2 separate regions of the Homo sapiens genome follow, and region 2 is linked to region 1. Evidence: chromatin contacts called from ENCODE Hi-C or POLR2A ChIA-PET data. All regions are on one chromosome and are shown on one strand. Each heading gives the region's core, a stretch centred on a gene start or an enhancer-like site at or near the end of the contact. The rest is flanking DNA. Distances are from core to core; before and after follow the strand shown.

Region 1 (3,520 bases), core at 324-2,823:
AGCTACCCGGAAGGCTGAGGTGGGAGGATCACTTAAGCCCAGGAGTTTGAGGCTGTAGTGTGTGATCATCATGCCTGTGCATAGCCACTGCACTCCAGCCTGGGTGACATAATGAGACCCTGTCTCTAAAAAATAAAAAAAAAGAAGCTGCAAAGATGACAAAGCTCCAGTCTCCTGGAGCTTACAGCATATGCCCCCCATCTCCCCTTCTTTCCCAAGCTGAAATGACTGCCATCCTGGAGAGGACCTCTGTCGAGGGCTCAATCTGCTCCTCTTGCGGGGCTTTTGCTCATTCTTCGGTTCTGAGAGGCTGGCTAGCTAAAGTGAGGACTAAAACAGGACTACATTTTGAGATTGTTCTTTCCAGTAGTAGAGTGGTTAAATAGTTCCATCAGCTTGTGCATTTCCTTCCTTATCTAGTGAAATACTTTGAAGAACATGATTTTGGACAGTGGTGGGTCTTTCCCTGGGCACATTCTGTAATATTTTCTTAATTCTTCATTTCAAGCTACAAGTGAGCCCAAATTCTTGGGAATGGATTAATGACAAAAATACATACTCAGTCTTGTATAATTGTTAAGAATTCCTTCTTAGCTGTGATTTTTTTTTTCGTGGAAAAGTCTTAGATGCCTAAATTTTATGTCACAGCTAAAACAAGCCATGTGGTGTGCTGATAAGGGTAATTTAACACCAAGTTAGCACAGGTGACACCATATGTTGCTGATTACTGACTTCTCCTTAAGGGTGTTCTTGAATTTTGTACTTGAAGTGTTTAATGATTTGATTTCTCCTTTTAAAATTAAGTATGTCTGTGAATAAGGCCAGGCGTCCCATGTAATCATGCCTGTAATCCCAGCACTTTGGGAGGCTGAGGCGAGTGGATCATGAGGTCAGGAGTTTGAGACCAGCCTGGCTAACATAGTGAAACCCCGTTTCTACTAAAAATACAAAAAATTAGCTGGGCCTGGTGGTGGGCGCCTGTAATCCCAACTACTTGGGAGGCTGAGGCAGGAGAATCGCTTGAACCTGGGAGGCAGAGGTTGCAGTGAGCCAAGATCGTGCCACTGCACCCCAGCCTGGGCGACAGTGCGAGACTCGGTCTCCAAAAAAAAAAAAAAAAAAAAAAAAGTGTATCTGTGAATAGAGAACTTGCCTTTCAAACCAGCATAGCTGTTCTTCAAGGGATTATCTCAAGCTATGAAAATGAAAGGGTTGTTTTAAAATTTATATGAAGATGTTGAGTGAACCCTGATATATAGTTTAGATTCTAGATTTTGCTGCAACGAACAGAAAACCTGACTCATTCACAATGTCTTAAACAAGTAAACGGTTATTTTCCTTTTATACCAAGAAGTCCAGAGGTGGGCATTCTAGGGTTGGTCAGTGGCTCAGAGATGCTATCAGAGACCCATGGTGCTGCTGCCTTTCCATTCAGCCATCCTTAGTGATCTTGTCCCTTTGAAGCCTCACGATGGCTGCTCTCCAGTCAGCATTGCATCTGCTTTCCAGGCAGGAAGGAGGAGAAGGGCAGATGGCAAAAGGCACGTACCAGCTGTGCCTGTTCTCTTTCAAAGAGCTTCCTGGAAGCTCAGTTCAGTGACTTCCGCTTACATGTCATTAACCAAAACTGTGTCACATTGCCACCCGTAGCTGGAGACAAGGCTGGGAAATGTAGTTTTGGCCGGGCACGTTGTCACCCTGAACACAATTGGAATTCTGTTGGAAAATATTTTAAAAAGAATTATGTGTCTGTTGTCTCTAAACTAATGGGACTCAGGAGGAATGAAATAAATGAACATTTATTGAAAATCTACACTGGGTGTTTTGCTGGGTTCTTTGAGTGCCTTAGCACTCTGAGAGATCATATACACATTGATGTAAAAGAATAAAGTAAGCTCAGAGTGCACATAAAGAGGTAAAAACACGGGGTTAATTGTATCCTTTGTGGGTGTGTTCTCTCAATTGATTTATTAAGCTTGGAATTAGTTTAAAAACTATCTTGAAACCCAGAAATTATAATGGGAAATTGTGACTAATTTAACCATATTCATATGTTGAAAGCCAGCATTCATAAATGAAGAGTTAGAGAGGATATTTGCAACACAAGTTGAAAAGTCTTAGTATTCATAATAGATTAAAAGCCTCAAATAATATAAAAAAGCTAACCCTATTAAAAAATAAAAAATATGGACAGGTAGATATTTCTCCAAAGACAACATACAGATAGTAAAAAATAAAGTTGGAAACAAATAATTAAATCAGTGCAAATTAAAAAAAAAACACTGAAACATCATTTTTTGATTCCCAGATTGGTAAATATTTTTTAAAATAGATAATAAGGATCTAAGGAGAAAAGGCACTTTTCATATATTTTGATAGTACTGTTGATACCATCACTTTGAAGAACAGTTTGGCAGTACCTGTCGATGTGAAATATACACACCCTTTGATTGTTTAACAAAGGCCGTTTAAACAGGCCCACTTATTGGGACAAATTTTACTTCTTGGGATAAATCATGCATTGCAATTAAATAAAAATGTGGAATAAGCTGAAATGTCCATCAGTAGGGACATGGTTAAATAAATTATGTTATGACCATACAATACAATTATTAACTAGAAAGCTGTTAAGTAACGACTTTGCAAAGTAATATGTATACTCTTTTTGTGACACCATGTCTCTTTCTTTTAAAAAAAATCTATGTATGCATATAAAGGAATCAAGGTAAGAGATTTGGTTATTTTTTACTTTTTATACTTAGGGGTTTGAATTTTTTGCTAGGTGAATTATTCTGTGTGTGTGTTTTGCAAGGATGGATTTCTATTTTTTAACCAGTAATGACTTTTTAAAAAGCAGAATATTCGAAAATAAAAGAACAGGCCACATGTGGTGGTTTTTGCCTGTAATCCCAGCTCTTTGGGAGGCCCAGGCAGGAGGATCACTTGAGCCCAGAAGTTCGGGACCAGCCTAATCAACATAGTGAGACCTCATCTTTATAAAGACATTAGTCGAGCTCAGTAGTGCATGTTCCTAGTCCCAGCTACTGGGCGGACTGAGGTGGGGGGATTGCTTGAACCCAGGAGGTCGAGGCTGCAGTGAATTGTGATTGTATCACTGCGCTCCAGCCTGGGCAACAGAATAAGACCCTGTCTCAATGTGAATAAATAAGATACTGTATAAATTCATGATTCTCATAATGCCAAAATTCAGATAGCGATTTTTATGACTTGTTTTCTGGGAGAGGTTGGGGAGCAAATGATATGGCGGGGAGAAAGTCTGGAATAATGAACAATCTGAATTCTAGAATATTGGAAAAGAAATGCTGTCTTCTTTTTTTCAATTACCTAGTACTCACCTGCATCAGTCAGGATAGGCTAGGTTAAATTGCAATAACAGGTAACTCTTAAATCTCAGAGGCTTTTAACCCAAAGATTTATTTCTCACTCATGGTCGTTGATTCTTGAGAGTTCTGTGTGATAGGCTAACTGAGGCTCTACCAACTTGAGCATTTCCACTCAC
Region 2 (3,849 bases), core at 986-3,485, 110 kb before region 1:
TTACTCCAAATGTAGCAACTTCAAACAACATCTATTATCTCACACAGTGTCTTCAAAGGTCAAGAAACTGGGAGCAGCTTACCTAGTTCTGGCTCAGTCTTTCAAGAGGTTGCAGTCAGCCTGTTGGCAGGTGTTGTAGTCATCTAAGTTCGGACTAGGGTTGGAGGAGCTGCTTTCAGTCTCGCTCACATGGTTGTTGCAGACCTTAGTTCCTTACCATGTGGGTCTCTCCATGGGACTGCTTGACACAGAAGCTGGCTTCCCCAAAGTGAGAATTCCAGAGAGACTCTGAGACAGGGAGGTGGTGGTAGGGAATGGGGAGAGAGAGGGGGTGAGGAGATAGAGAGAGAGAGAGAGAGAGAGAATGTGAACAAGAAGGAAGCTGCAGTGATTTTTAGGATCTAATCTCAGAAGTAACGCATCATCACTTCTGCCATATTCTACTGGTCACATTGACCAAGTCTGATACATTATGGGAGAGGACTACACAAGTTCATGAGTACCAGGAAAGATATCACTAGGGGCCACCTTGGAGGCTAGTTACCACCACCATGTGATGGCACTTTCAAATTAGGGTAATTTGTGAAATTTCTCATGCACACGTGAGTGGATGTGTATGAACAGTTTGTTTTCTTACAAAGGGACAATTTACAAAGATATGTGCAGGGATTAGGCAGACCACAAAGGGATCATGCAAGTTCCTAGAGCTCGAAGGAGAAAGAATTGTGGAGTGCAGGGCCACCTTGAGAGGAGTCATGCTGGGAGACACACACACAGCTATGTGCTGGAGCCACCTCATAGGACACATGAGAGCTGACTGCATCTTTTCCCAACTTGTATTCAATGATGTCACACTGGTAGCCTAAAATCGGTCATGGTGGGAATACGGTACCATGGTAATCAGCAAATACTGTAAACCAGAACTTTTTTTTTTTTTTTTGCAGAAAGCCAGTTAAACATTTACTAGCACACCACTAGGCATAGACAGACTGAAGCAACCTCTTAAGGTGGTAGCTAAGAGAACTCACACCCAGACCCTACTCTCTCAAGGCAGAGGGAGGACGAAACTCAACCAGGAAGCCAGAGAACACAGGAGCCACTCTACATGCTCTACACAAACCATCCCCTGGAAAAGATAGCAGGGTACAGACTAGAACCGCATAGTAAGGCTACCTATCATGAATGCACTCCTGCCTGGGTGACAGAATGGCTCTCCAGTGTCTTCTTCAAGCAAGTGTGTCGACAGTGATTCAAGTAACTGAAAGAGAAACCAACAAAGTATCATTTGTCGCAATATCTCAATTATTCTCTTTTAACCATCCTTATCACTCTTGATTTTCCACATCAGTGGGGGGAACTTTGGCAGACAATTGAAAATATCACGTTTTCCGGTCAGGTCAGTGAATGAGTTTTGCTTTGTTTTGGTTTTTATAAACAATGGAAACTGACCCTGGCTAAGTTAAGAGAGAAGAGAAAGATGTGGGACAGCTCCCAGAATGAAAAAACAACCTGAAGAGTGAGACTCAGAAAGAGCAGCCCTGGGGTAGAAAGTGGTTGATGATCTCTTCAGAGCATCATTGTTGAAATCCTGGTCCTTTTTTTTTTTTTTTTTTTTTTTTTTTTTACACAGTCCTTGACTTACCCTGCTCAAGATACACTAGTCTAGAATAAAATTTGATTGGCCAACTCTCTTGGCAAGAAGCAAGTTTCCTTAACTAGCAGTCCCACTGGGACTGCCACAGTGAGGAGCCATTAGTTCCCAACAAGCAACTCACAGTGCTCTTAGAAAGAGGAACAGGAGCTGGGAAGCCAAGGAGCAGCAAACGTCCTCAACAATCTGGGACACGACCTTGCTCCAAGGTCCCTCCTAAGTTGCAGGTGGAGGGGAGCAACATTCAGACCAGTAAACTGGAAGTAATTGAGAATTAGTTGTTCTTTTAAAATCTTCAGGCATAATGTCAATAATTCAGAATGCCATAGAATCTGACATTAGAAGAGTTAATGTTTAAAAATCAAAGGTATTAACTAAACATTGGAACTAAAATAAATAGGAAACTGGAAGAAAAGCTGAAATGTGCTCCTGTATAAAAGGAAAATCAAAGCCACTGTTGTGCCATATCTGATGACCACATAAGTATGTAAGCATTGTGAGTTTGTATGAGACTTTCTGGTACACATTGGTTGTAAATATGAGGTCAGAGAAAATTCTTGGCTTCGGCAGGACACAGTGGCTCAAGCCTAGGAGGCCAAGGTGGGCGGATCACATGAGGTCAGGAGTTCGAGACCAGCCCAGCCAACATGGTGAAACCCCGTCTCTACTAAAAAAACAAAAATTAGCCAGGCATGGTGGTGCATGCCTGTAATCCCAGCTACTCAGGAGGCTGAGGTATGAGAATCGCTTGAACCCGGGAGGCGGAGGTTGCAGTGAGTCGAGATTGCACCACTGCACTCCAGCCTGGGTGACAGAGTGAGGCTCTGAGAAAGAAGGAAAGGAAGGAAGGAAAGGAAGGAAGGAAGGAAGGAAGGAAGGAAGGAAGGAAGGAAGGAAGGAAGGAAGGAAGGAAGGAAGGAAATTCTTGGCCTTTAGGGCTGTGGGTCCCCCTGGTCTGCATTGTTCTGCTCTCTCCACTCCTCCAAGCCCTGCTGTCCTTCAAGACTCAGCCCACATGTTTTCCCTCTGAGTCTTCCTGGACCAAATCCAGCCCAATCCATGATTAGTGTTTGTCATCTATGCCTTGTACTTGGCACTTTTCAAATGTCCCCTTAGCTTGTTACACACATCTTAGGTATGAGTCCTGATCTTCATTTAAGGTTCAAGAATATTGGAGGCAGGATCTCTGTCTGACAATGATAAGTTGGCTGTTGGAGGTTTACTACAACTTTATAAAAACTTGATCTTTCTTTCTTTTTCTAGTTCCTCTTCTTCCTAACCTCAAAAATATGAACCTTCACAAACGCTTGCCCTTCTTCTCTCTTTTTTCTACCTCACAATGTTATGTGTTAAAGATTGATTAATGAGAGTATACATATGAAAGCCCAGGAAGGACTTAGGTGCAGATGTTTTAATTTTGTATGATGCCCTTCCCACTACAAGGTCCCCCAAGCACATGCACATCCCTGTAATGCTTACTAATATTGATAGTATTTGCCTCATGCTACATGTACTTTCTCAATGATCTCATCTACTTGGGTAGTTTCACTGTGATCTTTTAGGGGACAACTCCCCTTCTGCCTCCAGCTGACTCATCTCCCAGCCCCAGGCCTGTATTTCTGATCAGTTGTTCTGTATCCATCTCAGACTCAGCACATCCTGAATTGAACTTATCCTTCCATACAAGCCTAGTCCTTTTCTTCATGGAAGCACTGGATCTCAAGTCATAACTGTGCTAGATGTGAGTCATACTTGAAGTCTCAGAAACATTTCAGCTCCAGAATCCCCCTCTCACCCTCCCCTACCCAATATTGGTTGCCAAATCCTGGTTGAGCCTCCCAGTCTTCCTAACGTTCTATTTTTTCTGTATTCCCATGTCCGACCTTCATTAAATTTCAACTCCGCTCCCCCACAACCATAGATCCAAGCTTTTAGGCCTCCTGGTGTTACATGTCAACAAGCTATCCACAATTTGTAGCACCAACCAAGCTTTCTGGCCTCATCTCTTCTGTAATCCTCAAATCCAGTACCATCTCCTTATTTCACATTCCCAGAATACACCCTCCACCATCACACAATTAACTTGGCTGAAGCAATTTCCTTTGTCTTGAGTGGTCTTGCCACAAGGATCTTTATAATCCTGCATCCTCCAAGACACCTTAGAAATTTTACCAACTAAAATTAATTATTCCTTCTAA

Evidence for each region. Hi-C counts contacts between places; a loop is a spot of excess contacts on that map. ChIA-PET counts read pairs that join two places held with the same protein, here RNA polymerase II (POLR2A). Pooled maps may share reads with other maps.
Region 2: a loop to region 1 is called in a pooled map, with 2.9 times the contacts of the local background. The contact joins two enhancer-like sites. A Hi-C loop is called at or near these places in 1 of 37 single-sample maps with no recorded cell type and 5 of 50 pooled maps. POLR2A ChIA-PET finds 5 or more read pairs at or near these places in 1 of 52 experiments (GM12878).

The regions. Positions count from the first base shown.
Region 1 is chr13:51,613,083-51,616,602 of GRCh38, forward strand. The region is part of intron 1 of WDFY2 (WD repeat and FYVE domain containing 2); the gene reads left to right. Among named protein-coding and RNA genes, the nearest start is that of WDFY2, 30 kb to the left of the region's middle. RefSeq lists enhancers at 1,304-1,363, 1,394-1,483. Within about 2 kb of position 1,574, at least 16 of the 41 ENCODE cell types and tissues checked have a DNase peak (open chromatin) inside an H3K27ac peak, as active enhancers do.
Region 2 is chr13:51,499,161-51,503,009 of GRCh38, forward strand. No RefSeq gene overlaps it. Among named protein-coding and RNA genes, the nearest start is that of INTS6-AS1, 48 kb to the left of the region's middle. RefSeq lists an enhancer at 3,340-3,489. Within about 2 kb of position 2,236, at least 3 of the 41 ENCODE cell types and tissues checked have a DNase peak (open chromatin) inside an H3K27ac peak, as active enhancers do.